2 separate regions of the Mus musculus genome follow, and region 2 is linked to region 1. The links are chromatin loops, found by intact Hi-C in ENCODE. Cell type or tissue: left cerebral cortex. All regions are shown on one strand.

Region 1 (8,000 bases):
CCGAGAGACTGGACAGTGCTTGTCTATCTGGTAAAAATAAACTAGGAGGACTGAGGCAGGAGCTCAGGTAGTGCGCTGGGCTGGCGGGCACTGAGCCCTGGCTCGGTAGCACCACGTGGGTGTGGACACCTGTGATGTCAGCAGTTAGGAGGTGGAGATAGGCTGATCAGAAGTGCAAGGTCAGAAGTGGGCTGTATAGTGAGTGTGAGGATAGTTTTGGTTTCTTGGGATTCTCTCAGAAATGGGGAAGGGAGGAGAGAGAAGGAAAGAAGAGAGAGGAGAAAGAAAGGGGAGGGAGGGGAGGGGAGGGGAGGGGAGGGGAGGGGAGGGAAGGGAAGGGAAGGGAAGGGAAGGGAAGGGAAGGGAAGGGAAGGGAAGGGAAGGGAAGGGAAGGGAAGGGAAAGAGGAGAATATGGGAACTCTGCCCTGGAATGCAGTATGGGAGTCTCTTTAGAAGCTAAGCAGGCAGCTAATGTATGACCCAGCAGCTCATTCCTAGACATTTATCCCAGAAAAACGAAGCATTCCACTCACAAGCTGTATGTGGATATTTAGTACAGTTTTATTTGTAATAACTCCAAACTAGACACGGCCTAGGCATCCTCTATCAGGAGCAAGGTTAAGTAAACTGTGGTACATCCATATCATGGATTACTACTTAACCACAAAAAAGAAGTAAGGACGGCTACACGAGACAAGTGGCTGAATCTCCGGAGAGTGATGTTGAGTGGAAGAAGTCAAGACACTTGTCAATACGGAAGGTGATACAGTGAATGGTCCCAATTACAGCATTCTTCAAATGACAGAGAATAGAAATGGAGACTCTGTCCAGGAGATAATGGGGACAAGAAAGGAGATGATATGTCTATAAAGGGCATACATTGTGTGAGATTCTTGCAGATGGACATATCCTATATCTTAACCATACAATGCCAGAATCCTGCTTGAGATGTCTTACTATAATAAAACAGATGGTAGCTGTGATGTTCTGCTATGACTATACAGGATGGTAGGTGTGATGTCCTACTATGATTATACAGATGGTAGCTGTGATGTCCAACTATGATTATACAGATGGTAGGTGTGATGTCCTACTATGACCATACAGAATGGTAGCTGTGATGTCCTACTATGATTATACAGATGGTAGCTGTGATGTCCTACTATGACTATACAGATGGTAGCTGTGATGTCCAACTATGATTATACAGATGGTAGGTGTGATGTCCTACTATGACCACACAGGATGGCAGCTGTGATGTCCTACTATGATTATAGAGGATGGCAGCTGTGATGTCCTACTATGACCATACAGGATGGCAGCTGTGATGTCCTACTATAGTAATTCAGGACGGTAGTGCTGGGAAGCTGAGCAACTGCTACAGTGGGATGTCTTCGTGTTATTTTTCACAGCTGCACATTAATCTTCTCATCTCACAGTTCCTGGATCAAGACAGTGTTGAGTAAGGTAATTTAAAAGGCAAAGACTCCATGCTGGCTTAATAAGAGCTTCTGTAAAAGGGAAAGAAGAATGTGATGTAAATCTATTTACTCAAAATATGCTTTTAAATGTTAACAAAATCAGATAAATTGAAATTATTATCTTTCCATATCATAATGCAATAAAACTTTTAAAAAAATCTGCCATGGTTGCAAGTGTTGCCTATGGTCATAGCTTCTAGTACTGACTGGGAGCTATGGACCCCAGTGTGTCTTAATGGAACCAGGACCTCTGTTGAACCTCAACTTTCCCATTTACTAAGCCACTGGCCTTTGGCAGTTCACTTGTAACTCAGTCCTTTGGCCTAACCTTTTCCATTCCTCTGCTGTTACAGATGGGCCAATTTGTCCTTGCTGTCCATGTGTGAGCACTATGTCAAGCTCTGACTATTCAGGGACTTGCCACCCCAGTATGGATGGTAGCAGGCAGATAATGACAGCCTTATTTAAGCTTCCACTTCCTACTTTCTCAAGAGCTATCAGAAAGGGCAATCTGTTTTCTTCTGTGGCCTTACATTTGAAGAGTGATTTGGAAGACTGAAGAGATGGATCATTCAGTAAAGTGTGGTCCTTTCAAGCGTGAGCACCCGGGCTTGACTCCCAGAACCTACCTAAGAATCCTAGGCATGACGGCACATGCTTACAATCTCAGCACTATGGAGGCAGAGACAAGCAAATTCCGGGGGATCAAAGGTCAGCCAGCTTAGCCATGGCATTGAAGCCAGTGAGAAACCCTGTTTCCAAATACCATAGCAGATGATGTCCTGAGAAACCACATCCAAGGTTATCATCTGGCCTACACACACACACACACACACACACACACACACACACACACACAGCACAAACACAACCATACACTCACATATACTTGTACACACACATATACACAGATACACAATCATACTCTTACATACATTCATACACTTGTACACACACTTATAGACACACACACAAATACACTCACATGATTACACACATATACACACAAACATACATTCACAAACACACACAAAAATAGACATACAGACATGTAAATACACATACACACTGTAGTTTGGAAATTGCTGATGTCTTCCCCAGCTAATGGAAGAAGCAGTAACCTGACTGTTAGAACTTCTGGGTCCAGCCAGACCTGAAGCCAGCCTTGGAGTATCCTTTTTTATTTAATCTAATTTGAATGAAGTTTGCCTTAGTCAGGGTCTCTATTCCTGCACAAACATCATGACCAAGAAGCAAGCTGGGAAAGAAAGGGTTTATTTGGCTTACACTTCCATGCTGCTGTTCATCACCAAAGGAAGTCAGGACTGGAACTCAGGCAGGTCAGGAAGCAGGAGCTGATGCACAGGCCATGGAGGGATGTTCCTTACTAGCTTGCCTCCTCTGGCTTGCTCAGCCTGCTCTCTTATAGAATCCAAGACAGCCAGTCCAGAGATGGTCTCACCCACAAAGGGCCCTTCCCCCTTGATCACTAATTGAGAAAATGCCTTACAGTTGTATCTCATGGAGGCATTTCCTCAACTGAAGCTCCTTTCTCTGTGGTAACTCCAGCTGTGTCAAGTTGACACAAAACTAGCCAGTACAAAGTTTCTGCTCCTGGCACCTGAAAAATTAGAGAACTTTATTTCCTGTAACTCCGCTGAGACTGCTTCATGACCTCTGAGATAGGTGTGGTAATGCCTTCAGTCTCACCACATGATTGTGCACGGACAGATCATACAAATCTATGTTCCTTTCCTGTAGAGTCATGGAGATTAGAATGGAAAAGACCTAAAGGAGAGGACCTTAAGGGCATCTAACTGCCCAAGCAGTAATTTGGGTCTTATGGTAGGTAGAATAACCCATCCATCCATCCATCCATCCATCCATCCACCCACCCACCCACTCATCTATCTATCTATCTATCTATCTATCTCTCTATCTAAGACCTCATGTAGCCCAGGCTGGCTCATACTTACTGTGTAGCTGAGGATGACCTTGAACTCCGGATCCTTCTGCCTGTTTGTTCCAAATGCTGGGATTGTAAGCATGCACCTCTATGTCTGATTTCTATGGTGCTGGGGATAGAACTCAGAGCTTCATGTATGCAAGCACTGTACCACTGAACTACATCCCCAAGCCCCACAAAACTTAAAAAATAAATATCCCCTCTCTCCCTCCCTCCCTCTCTCCCTCCCTCCCCCTCTCTTCTGTGTGCTTCTCTCTCTCTCTCTCTCTCTCTCTCTCTCTCTCTCTCTCTGTGTGTGTGTGTGTGTGTGTGTGTGTGTGTGTGTGTGAGAGAGAGAGAGAGAGAGAGAGAGAGAGAGAGAGAGAGAGGCAGCCGGCAGGAGGTGGGACACACATGTGTCATGGTATTTGCATGCCAATCAGAGGACACCTTTCAGGAGTTAGCTCTCACCTTTCACCTTGTTTTTTTTTTTTTTTTTTTTTTTTTTGAGGCAGGGTCGATCTTGTTTAGCACACTCCAAGCTGATTGGCCCTCAAGCTTCCAGCTGATTCTCTTGTCTCTGCCTCCCACACGGTAGCAGGAGTGTTGGGAGCTCAGGTGAGCACCATCCTTTCTCTGTTATGCTCTGGATGAGCATCAAGCTCTATGCTGGTTACAGGGTGAACTTGGGCTGTCAAGTTTGCCAGGCAAGTGCTTTCACAGCTAAGCCATCTCCTGAGACCCTACAACTTCCATTTTTAATTATGTGATGTGGTTGGGATAGGGCATAAGAAAAACATATCTTATAAGAGGCTTGTAGTTTGACAACAGGGGTACTGAGCACTCTAAGAATTCTCTAAGCAGTTTCTTTTTTCAAAAGGAAGATATTTTTATTTAGTTTTCAAGAATTTCATAGAAACAATGTATTTTGATCTTATTCACCCTTCCATGGATACAATGTATTTTGATCACATTCACCCTTCTTTTCCCTCCCCTTAACTTTTCTCTCACCCTCTTCCACTTTTGTGTGCTTTAAAAAAAAACAAAAACAAAACAAAACAAAACAAAAAACAAACAAAAAAAAAAAAAACCCAGCCGAACAGTGGTGGCGCACGGGCTTGCTCTTGTGCAGGTCAAATACAGGCAACCGCGGCCACCTTGAGTCCGTGAGCGCAGCTTCCTGCCATGTCCAGAAGACACTGTTCTGCTCCAGCCCTCCTTGACAGCAGGCTCGTACAGTCTGAGATGGCCCCTGAGCCTGGGGAAGGGTGTGACATAGGTGCCCCACTTGTGACTGAGCACCCTATAAGCACTTAATCTGCAGCCAGCCATTCAGGGAAAGTAATGTGCCTAAGAGGATGTAAAGGTGTGGGGCGAGTGGATTTGAGAGCTCTTCTCCTTTGTACAAGCTCCTGAGTGACTTGGTGCCATACCTTTGGAACTGTCACACTCTCAACTCAAAAGGAGAAGGCACAGTGGCAAGGAGGCACTGCAGTGCTTGCTGTGGCCACCGAATAGGGGCAGGATGGGCCACTTGTCCCCTGGAGGTTGTTGAGGAAAGGCAGCCAGTCTGGGCTCCTGGAGGTTGGCTCATAAGGTGGGTTCCTTAGAACCAAAGGGATCCCACGTTCAAGTGCATTGGGTCATCTGAGGGCAGGCTCCTTCCATGTCAGAGGACAGCGCCTGGCCTTCTGAGCTAGGATCCTACTGTCAGTCACACCATGGCTGGTACCTTTCTGAGGAAGGAGGAAGCATTGTCAGAGAGGTGGACAACTGTGACCAGAGCTGACACTCCTGTGTTCCTAGATTCCTAGTACAGCTCAGATAAACACCCAGAGCCTTTGGAATGTCACCCACCTTCCCACAGCCCTCCCTCCAGCCCCCCACACATGAAGATGAAGTATTTTTAGCTGTGCTCATTTGCAGTCTGTTTCTCTAGACGGTTGCATAAGTGGCTTGGCGGGGATGGTGAGCTGCATCAGTGGATGGTAAAGCCATTGACTCTGGGGGTGCAGCCAGTGTGGCTTGGTGGGGTTGGCAGGGTTCAGGCCCCTCTCTACATAGAAGGAAAACCTGACGCATGCCAGGGAGGCGAAGTGAAGTCATCCTGGCTGATTTACGGTGAGGAATAACACCCGAGCTCTCCAGCTGCTCCTATCCTTTGATGGTTTTGGAATCATAGAACATTAAACTCTGAGAAGGACCCCTGAATGCAGACCAACTGGCTGCCCTGGGCAATGTAAAGGTTCAGAACTGAGTCTCAGAGCAGTCCAGGACAAGGGCAGGGTTTTGGGAAGCAGACTCTCTTCCATCATGCTGTCCCCCTCCCTGCCCCCACCCCCGCATGCTCCATGTTAGCCTCCCACCAGCACTTTGGGCTGGGGCTGTAAACATTGTTTTTATGAATAAGGCTACAAGCTCGGCTCATAGAGCCAAGGCAAGCCACAGAGCAGGAGCTGAGAGCAGACCTTGGGTCCACCCTCTTCCTTGTTTTTCTCCATCTTCAGGGGGAACTGGGATAAACCTCCTACCCATCTGTAAAAGAACGGGTCAAAGTATAGAGAAAGATTGACTCTGGGGATCTGGGTTGTAAATGGGACATCTGTATCATACCCTCTCCTCTAGAGGCTCAGAGAGCATGTTGAAAGATAGCAAGTGCCAGATGTCAAGGACAGTTGGGGTGAAATAGTGCCTTCTGGATAGGACTGGACCACAGTAGCCATGAACTCACAACAGCTGTGGTTGACTGTACAAGACTCATGCAAGATCAAGCCAGTCAACATTCCAGCAGGAGCCCCACTCCCAGCCTAGGAGACATTGATAGTTAATGGATACCAGGAGAGGGAAAAGGGAAGGGGGAGTGGGAGGGGGAGAGGGAGAGGGCGAGCTTCCTTTAAGGGTATGTGGTCAGTCTCTTAATGGACGGCCCCACACCCACATGTATGTGGGCAACACAAATGGGTTTAGCAAAAAAGCAAAAAAGGACTTGAAGTTGGGAGGGAGCATGGGGGATGAAGGAATGGTCCTGGGAGGAGTAGGAGGTGGGGGAGGTGACACAGACAGACACTCATGGATAAACAATAAAATAAAATGTAAAATCACTAACCAGTAAACTGTCCTTTGTCAACTTGACATATAACCACATCGCTCTAAGTCATATCTTTCTGCCTTATGTCCCCAAAGTCTCAAGTTAATATCATGATACTTAAATTGCGTTGTCAGGTATTTTGGCCACAGCAGTGAGAAGAACAACTAATATAGAATCCCGGCGAGAGGGAAAGAAAAACCATAAAATCAGATTTGTTCCTATAATAGAAAAATATCCACTAGCTGAGATTTTTTGGAAGGAGGAAACATGAAGAGAGGGCACATGAGTCAAACTTCTTCCAATTGCCAGCATTGAAGCCCCACAGGAAGCTTCCGACCAAGGAACCTTGGATGCCACCGCTGGTGAGGATGCTGAGCATTCAGCCTGCCAGCTTCACGCCTGCCTCCTTCCTGTGGAAACAGCCACCCTCACTGCCCAGAGCCCCGTGTCTCCGCAGGCACTAGGAGTAAGGAGAGTTGGCTGAAGTCATGCCCTCCCTGCCAGCCTGCTTCCCTCTCTGCAGAATGGGGGTGGGGGTGGGAGTGGGGGGTGAGGGTGGGGGCCTCAACCAAATGTTCTTGAGATCCTGTCTGCACGGATGGAGCTTGTCATGCATTGGTGTGAGGAAGCAGAACTGGTTGCTCTGAAAGCCTTCTGTTGCTCAGGCTGTTTGCCATGTCTCAGGGGCGTGCTTTCCTGCCGCCTGGAGAATACTGAACTTGGCAGACGCTGGAGTTCAAAGATGGGGTAGAAGTTCTGACTTGGGAAGAACCAGAGACGTGTGTGTGTGTGTGTGTGTGTGTGTGTGTATGTGTGCTTTACTCTTTTGTTGTTGTGAAGAGACACCATAACAAAAGCAGCTTATAAAAGAAAGCATTTAATACGGCGGCTTGCATGGTACCAGGTAGGAAGGCACAGGGCTGGAGCAGTAACTAAATGCTTATATCTGACCCACAAGAGGGATGGAGGCAAAGAGACTAACACTGGACCTGGTGTAGGCTTTTAACACACGTCTTCCATCAAGGCCACACCTCCTAATCCTTTCTAAAAAGTCCACCAACTAGGAACCAGATATTCGAATATATGAGCTTATGGGGTCCATTCTCTTTTATACCACAACTGTGTGTGTGTGTGTGTGTGTGTGTGTGTGTGTGTGTGTGTGTGTGTGTGCATTTGCACATGTATAGGCCAGAGATCATGTTTAATGTCCTCTGTTGCTCTGTATCCCCCACATACATGTAACACAGGTGCGTATGCTTGTACATGTATTTGTCAGAGGACAACTTGACAAATCACTGAATTGGTTGAGTTCCTCCTCCTACCAGCTTTGTATGGTGGAAAGCTGGTGGTTTTTGGAGAATGGGAAGTGTGGGTCTCCTATAATGTAGACTCCCAGAATTGAACTCCAGTCACTTGTCTGGGCCACAGTGCTTGTGACTTTAGACTGAGCTGTCTAGCAAGCTCTTTACCTTATGTTTTGAGACA
Region 2 (8,000 bases), 81 kb before region 1:
ACCTCTGTGTCCACTTAGAACAGGAGAGGGGACGAGGGAGGGACGGCAGCTGCAAGGGAGGCTCTCAACCCAGCTGAAGAGAAACGAGAGCCGGGGCTGCTGGCTGCCTGCTTCCTGAGTGGAAGGGTGTCAGCCCTTTAGCACCTCTCACACCCACGCCGGGCATGTGCCCGTTGCTCTGCACGTCACACTCCGCTGCTTGTGCCGTCCCCCACCCCAGGCCCTCTGACTCTCCTCATTCCATCACTCATTCCCAATGCCTCTTCCTCGGGAAGCCCCCTATAATCTCTGGACCAGAAGTTGTTTTAACTCCCTTGATGCTTTGTTCTTGCCTCTAGTGTCTCCTTTTTCTCCTATACATAGCTGGTTTCCAGAGTTGGTGGAGGTCCTTTGAGCAGTCCACGCTTGGTAACTACTGAGGAAGTGGGTGGACAGCCGGAGGAGACACTCACTGTGCCATCCAAGCTGAGTCCTCTTTGCTTCTTGGGATAAAGCTTCCTGGTGAGCTCGGCTGAGCTCTCCAGGTCTGAGCTTTGCACACAAGCTCCTGCTCCCAGCATTCTTTGTGTGCCTCAGGTCCTGCTCTCCCCAGCAGAAAGGCTGAGAGCCACATATAAAAACCCTTCTGTCTCTTTCCAGAAGGAGCGATAAGCCCTGCCTTATTTGTCCAACCCACACTTGGAGAATTTTTTTTTCTTTCCATTTTGTAACGAATCTTTCCCTTTGAAATGAAACCTAAGCAGCGAGGCCGTTTAGACAGATGTTTCTCAGCGGGACGTGAGGCTCATCTGACTGGCTCCCCGGCCTGCTTGTCAGGAAGAGCCTCTGCAGTTCCTGCTGCCCTCTGTGCAGGTGCTCACTGTTAAGTCGGGTCCACAGTGCACCCCAACAACCCTTTTTAGGGTGTCCCTGACCAGGGACATGGCTAGACAAGGAAGGAAGCAAGCACAAAAATGTCAGGACCTCCCTGATCCCCAACCACTCAGCTGGCAGAGCTGGCTGAGGCACCACGGCACACTCATTGTCCCTGGTGGGTACAGCAGTCCTTCCTCCAGCTTACAGACCTGGGAAAGGGCAAAGAGCTTGGGGGCGGAAGGACAGACAGACACTCTATTGTTCCTGTGCTTATGGTTAATGCCGCTCTGTCCCACCGAGCTAAACAACCTGGGTTGAATTACCTTCCCTATGCTGGCCTTCATGCCTTGTCTGTAAAATGAGGGACTTGGACGGCTTTGGTCTGAGCAGTAGCCATTGAGTAGGTTCTGTGTGCAGGGTACTGTGGGTTTGAACAGAGGGAAGTGGGGGATCACACTGTAACAGGGCCTAGGCAGGGGCACAGAGGGACAGCTCTTGTTTGGCCATTTGAGAATCCATCCCTGAATAGTAGCCCCTGGCAGAGGCTTGCATCGTGAACAGTGTCACTTGGGGATGCAGGTCTGGACCTATGGGGAGAATGGCGTGACTCCCATGTTAAGGAGTGCAAGTGCCTGTCTGTGCATCTTCTAACGCGTGCCTCCTGGTGAGGGCTGTGCTGGGGTGAACCAGAGAGACAAACATCCCTGCCGTCCCTATAGCTGAGACAGTCATACCAATCCTTCCTGCCCCCTCTCACTCTTCCTCACCGACAGTCCCATCCATCCCTTCTCCCTTCACAAGTCCAGGGAACTCTAGCTAAAACACTTCTCCATATCCAGTCACGCCCAGCTTTTAGATCTTGCAAAAACAACACTGTCATCTACAAAGTCTGCTTTCAAGAACAGCACGACCAAAATCATAACAAAATAAACCTCCAGGTATTATAATTAAGCTTATGATTCTGTGTTGGGTCTCGCTCAGAGGCATCCTCTGCTGACTGGCAGGTGCCACATTGCCCCTGATTGGGCTGTCTCCACCTGCTTTCAGGGGGATGTATCCCTACCAACGATCATGTGCTTGGATTCAGGTATTAAAGGTACCTACCGGGGTTAGCTCAATCTCTGACACCACAGACCTCTCACCAAGCATTGGTGGTTTTAGAAAGGGTCCCCTAGACTCATCTTGGGATGGTTAAAAATGGAAATCCCAGGTGTACCTCCCACTCCAGCAAAGTCTGCCCTGGTAATTGACTGCGACGCCCAAGTGTTGGTTCACTTCAGTCGGTGATTCTGTTGTCAAGGGCTCTGCGAGCCCCTGGTCTGTATTAACTGATACTTGAGAGGCGTGGGAATGATGACACCTGGGTATAAGGGCAGGAATCCTTAACATGGCGGGGGTGGGGTGCTCAGTGGTGGATCACTTGTGTAGCATAAGCAAGCCCCAGGGTTCATCTCCTGCACTGGCCCCATCTCCAAATGAGCAAAAACCAGGGCATGTGTTCATCTGCTTCACCTTAGTGCAGTGTACCATTGGACCGATTGGACCACTGGGGCTCCCGCCCATCCATTCTCAAATCCCTCCATAGGAAGAAGCCATAGGAAGTGCTCTACAGATAGATTATTTGTGGGAGTTAATTTTCTAGTAGGTATTATGCTAAAGACTTCCCCTGAGGCTCTCTTAGTACTCATGAAGTCCCATGGCATTCTCTCTCTCTTCTCTCTCTCTCTCTCTTGTTGATTTTTCATGTCGTCCAGACTGACCTTCAACTTTAATCCTCCTCTCTCAACCTCCAAGCGTTGGACTCACAGGCATGTACTACCATGCCCAATATTTATGGCTCCAGGGATGAAAATCAGGGCTTCCTGTATGCTAGGCAAGCACTCTACTCCTTGGGCTTCATCCCTAGTTCACAATGGCTCCACAGAAGACAGACAGACAGACAGAGAGAGAGAGAGAGAGAGGGAGAGAGAGAGAGAGAGCTCCTATTTTGAAGTTTCAGAAACTACTAGAGATGCTAAGTTAGCTGGAAGCTGGTGAAGAATTGGCACTCCTGGACCCTCCTTGAGAAGCAGAGGGGGTGGGTGTAGGACAGCTGCCAGTTCAGTATAGTGTCATTGCAAGGGGTTCTGGCTATGAAGCATCCTTCAAAATGCTTTCTGTGTGGTTCAAAACTCAGGTCTCTTTATTTTCCCCCTCCAGATATGATGAATGGGTATTCTTTAAAAACGACTTACTTTCTATATAAGAGTGTTCTGCTTGCCTGTGTGCCTTACCACTGGAGTGCTTTGTGTTCCTGGAGGCCAGGAAAGGGTGTTGGATCCTCTGGAACTGGTCTTATGGATGGTTGTGAGCTGCCGTGTGGGTGCGAGAAAACAAACCTAGTTCTTCTGCAAGAACAAGTGCTCTTAACCACTGAGCCGTTTCTCCAGCCTTGCAAGTAGCCATTCTTACAGAATAGATCTTAGTTTGAGGAGCCCTGAAGAAAGAAAAGGCTAGACACTCACTTGAGCCTTTACTAGCGAGTAAAGTCTATTGTTTCATATTTGAAAATGCCCCTGTCTTGCATTTCAGCGTTGTGAGCCCTGCAGTTGGGAAGAGCAGAGGACGAGGAAGAGAGGCGCTACAGCCACAGGCTGTGCTGTCTGCAGTGGGCCAGGCCCCTGCCCTCCCCTTACCCACCCTTGCCTTCACTGTGGCTGATCCTTCCCTACTCAGCAGGGAAAGGGATCTCAGAGTGTCCTACACAGGGACCATGGTCCCAGAACCCCATCGAAGGTGTCCAGCTTTGTGCTTCCCTGAGACTTAGTATGGCTCTCACTCAGACTTCCAGAGCCCTCTTTTCCCTTCTCCCTCCTCTGTGAGCCTGAGTCCCACACTGAAGCTGCAAAGACGGGCATGAGGTAAGCCCTGCCCTTGGGGCTCACACTCACTCTTCGCTCCCTCTTTCTTTCCATCCACCTTGTTTTCCATTTTCCCTTTTCCATTTCTCCTAATTGGTTTTTCTTACAATGCTCTTTCCAGGTGGCTCTGTGCTACTGGATCTGACTGATTCATGGCAGCGGAACCGGGAGGGAAACATTCCAGCGGTTAGGATAGACTCAAGAACTCAAGGGAAAACCACAGCCAGCTCCGTGCAGAAACAAGCATGGTCCCACTGGCCATGCGTGGAAACAGGCGTGAAGAGGAGCTAAAATCCCCAAGATCTTGGTTGTGTTTCAGTCAGGGGTAGTTGAAGGAAGCATTCTCTCTAAGCCTGGGGAAAACCCTGGTTACATTAATGAGGGTTGATCATAGCTTAAATAAGTGAGAAAGACATTTATACCATATTAGTGTGGTATAATTGTATACAGCCTTTGAAAATGTGGCTGCTTTTTGATCACCAGTAAAAGGTCAGCTTTTGTTTTTTTGTTTGTTTGTTTGTTTTCTTGTGGGGTAGCCTGCTGATGGGAAGCTCGCCCTGCTGGTCAGTCTCACCTATGGCAAGCTCACAGAATCAGTAGCAGAATCACGGGGTGGGGGTGGGGTGGGGTGGGGGTGGGGTGGGGGTGGGGAGGCAACCTGCGCCCTCTAGTGCCAGTTAGGAGAGATGCAGTTAAAATTGTAAGGGGCCATGAAACTGACAGTGAGGTATGGTGTGGAGGCACACACCTTTAATCCTGGCACTTGGGAGGCAGAAACAGGTGGATCTCTATGAATTCCAGACCAGCCAGGACTACATAGTGAGACTATGTCTCAAAGACAACCCCCTCCTCAAACTGACTATAGCCATTCCTTAGTGTTCGTGGGAAATTGGCCCCAGGAGTCCATGAACCCTAAAACCTACAGCTGCTCAAATTCCTCCATAGAATGGCTCAAGATGGGGCCCGACAAGATGGCTCAGTGGTAAGAACACTGCAGAAGCACTGGGACCTGAATAAAAAGCTGGGTGTGGCCATGTGTCCCTGTAACCCCAGTGCTGTGCAGGATGGGAGCTGAGACAGGAGAGTTGCTGGAGCTTGCTGGCTACTTAACCTAGCTCCAGGTTCAGTGAGAGGCCCTGTCTTCACAGAATAAGGTAGAGAGCAAGATAGCAGGAGCCTAACGTTCTCTGTCTCTGCAAGTGCACGCACAGGGGTTTGCACATCCATAATATGTGTTCATACAGCGCGCGCGCGCGCGCGCACACACACACACACACACACACACACACACACACACACCGCCTTAGCATTTGCATAGAACCTACACATATCACCTCATAGACTTTTTTTTTTTTTTTAAATTTTATTTTTTTTTTTAAAGATTTATTTTATTATTATATGTTAGTACACTGTAGCTGTCTTTAGACACACCAGAAGAGGGAGTCAGATCCTGTCACGGATGGTTGTGAGCCACCATGTGGTTGCTGGGATTTGAACTCTGGACCTTTGGAAGAGCAGTCGGGTGCTCTTACCCACTGAGCCATCTCACCAGCCCATCACCTCATAGACTTTTAAGCCACCTCTAAGTTAAGTTTAACTTCTAATTCAAATCAAATAGCTATTTAAATGGCAACTGTAATGTATGATTTAGAGAATAATGATAAGAAAACAACCTGGACACTCTATAATTTACAGGATTCATGGATCCAGGACTCACAGACATGGAGGGCTGAGTATGCCAGCCTTGAAATCGTAGGACTCTGCTTTGAAGGGGAGGTGCGTTTCGGTCTGAGCTCAGTTGCTCCCTCGTGTGAGACGCTCCCTTTGCCTCTCTTGCGCTGGGCTTTGGAAGTAACAGAATGGATGGTGTTGGCTTTGGAGAAGGGGGTAGGGTGGGGAGGAGGCTGCTAGCCACTGTGCAGGGGTGAGGAGAGGAGGTAGAGGCTAGGACCAGACAGGCCAAGATGCTGAGTTGGCAGTTCTCCCTGGCTTCTCTGAACGGCCAAAGCCAGTTTATTTTCTTTCTTGGGGGTTAGTAACCAGGAGGCGTCCACTCCCAAGACTGTGTCTTCTGACCCCAGAAAGCATATTGTTTGGCTCCCTGCCTCTTGGAGTTCATCACTAAGAATATTCTCCGTCTGAGGATGCCCCTGGCTCCAGCTCTGCGGTTGATTCTGTGTGAGGAGCTACCTGGGCCATCGCTCATATAGCCTTCAAATCCTGGCACTCTCCTGCATTGATTTAGAACTAAAAACATAAATAAGTGAAAGGATAGCAGAGAGAGAAATGGCTCGGGGGCTTGAAGAGCCTTGAGAGCTGTTATCTGGCTTTGCCTCACATCTGTACACGGCCCCTGCATCTCACATCTGTACACCGCTCAAGTTTGCACTGGGTTCTGAGGCTGACAGCTCCCCTCCCACCTCCCTGTGGCTCCTCTCAAGGCTGCTGTCTGCCATTTGAGGGCATTAGGTGCTCTCAGCCCCATCATTGAGGACAACTGCCTGGCTTTCTACTCCCCTCTCTGAGCCTCCCACAATCTCTCTCTCCTTGCTCGCCTGCCTGCCTGCCCTGCCAGGGCCTGCCTGGTGGCTTGGCCTGGGGCCTAAGCCTGCATTTCCCTAGAATATGGTTTCCCCTTCTCTTTGGCCCTTACGCAGTGGATGCCATCCTGCCCACCGGCTTTGCCGCTACCGTGATTTATCCTCTAACCAGAATGAGTCAGGGTGTGGGTTTTTGATTTGTTCCAAGGGAAAATAGCAGAAGGCATTTCTGCACCGTGAGGTTGGGAGCCTGCTCTGGGGGCCTGAGTTGGGGACAAAGAAGCATATTTCTCGGTGAGATTTCCCAGCAGAAAGGTCAAGCCTGCTCCAGGCCTGTCACCGAGGAAGGGGACCAGATTGAAGATCTGTCATTCTGTCCAAGCAGCCATTGAGCCTCCTATCCTTGAAGCTTCTGTCTCTCCCCTCAGGGAAGGAGCAGTGAAGGAGACAACATCTCTCAGTGACTGCTTTGTGATAGACATTTTACACCATCTCTTCCTCCTTCCTCCACAAGTTTACTTTTGGATTTACATCCCTGGGCCCTTTTGTTGGATGAAGAGACTGGTAGAGAAACCAGCTGTGACATGTTCAAGTCTCATGGCTTGAAAAGTGCTGAGACGGGAGGGCACTGCATATGGCTCAAGCTGTCCTTGAACTTGCTAAGTAGCTAAGAGTAACCATTTGATCCTCCTGTTTTCACTTCCCAAGTGCAGGGATCATGCCATGTTTATACAGCCATCATGCTAAGTTTATACAGTTTGAGGAATCGAACCCAGGGCCTTGTGCATGGTAGGCAAATGATCAATCAACTGAGCTAGCATCCCTGCCCCAGTGGTGTGACTTTGAAGACTAGACTTTGCTCAAAGGGAGGGAGACGTCCTCAGTTGTCCATCCTCAGTGAGCCTCTGGGAATACGTGTGGAGAATCCTTGGGTCTGGATGGGTACCAACTAGGGCATCCTGTGCTCTGGGATGCAGGATGCTAGATGAACTGTCTCTAGCCACCTAAGTGCTCATTAATCAGGTGGAGCAGTCACAGGAGGGAGATGCTGCCCCAAGCTGGCAGCTGGACGTCAGTTTCAGCCCTGGCTCTTCCATTGACTGGTCATGGGGCTTGGTTTAATATTGTTCTACCTCCAAGCCTTGGCTTCCTCACCTTTGACGTTAAGGAGGTTGGGAGGACCTTTCAGACCAACCTCTATGTAAGGTAGAACTGACACAGGGCACAACAGCCCTGAAGGCCCACCCATGGTTCTGTGTGGTCCATCTGGGCCTCCTGGGGGATGCTCCCACCCCTGGACCAGCCCTAACCCACCTCTGCCTCTGAGAACTGTGCTCCATGGAAGACCACTGCATTAGCGGCCCTGATTTCAGGATGAGGAGCTGTCTGCTCTGCCTGGCATCTCGACAGCACGGGACACCATGCCTGATAGGACTCTGGGGAGAGATTAGGGTGTGTTCTCCTCTTTTCTCCTGTCACTGTGATAAAAAATACTCTAACCAAAAGCAAAGGGTTTATTTGGCTTATAACTTTCAGGTCACCATGTTTTATTGAGAGAAGTCAGGGCAGAGTCAAAGCAGGTGCTTGAAGCATGGAAGGATGCCTCTCATGGGTCCACTCTCTGCCTTGCTCAGCTAGTTTTTTATACAGCCTAGGATCCCATGCCTAGGGATGGTGCGGCTCACAGTGGTCTGAGCCCTCCAGA

Evidence for each region. A loop is a pair of places that touch in the nucleus more often than their neighbours do. Peaks named below come from ENCODE experiments on the same cell type or tissue, not always from the same donor. Only the 100,000 strongest peaks of a DNase experiment are listed, where the experiment ranks them.
Region 2: a loop joins it to region 1, with 2.4 times the contacts of the local background. A loop is called at or near these places in 4 of 42 quality-filtered maps.

What each region holds. Positions count from the first base shown.
Region 1 is chr9:62,629,960-62,637,959 of GRCm38, reverse strand. No RefSeq gene overlaps it. Among named protein-coding and RNA genes, the nearest start is that of Gm39353, 16 kb to the left of the region's middle. In left cerebral cortex, a CTCF peak has its summit at 4,933; DNase peaks (open chromatin) are centred at 5,350, 6,919 and 7,154; H3K27ac peaks cover 2,154 bases.
Region 2 is chr9:62,710,960-62,718,959 of GRCm38, reverse strand. All of the region lies in intron 2 of Itga11 (integrin alpha 11), which reads right to left. Among named protein-coding and RNA genes, the nearest start is that of Itga11, 37 kb to the right of the region's middle. In left cerebral cortex, a CTCF peak has its summit at 4,458 (motif pointing left); DNase peaks (open chromatin) are centred at 587, 668 and 6,471; H3K27ac peaks cover 1,413 bases.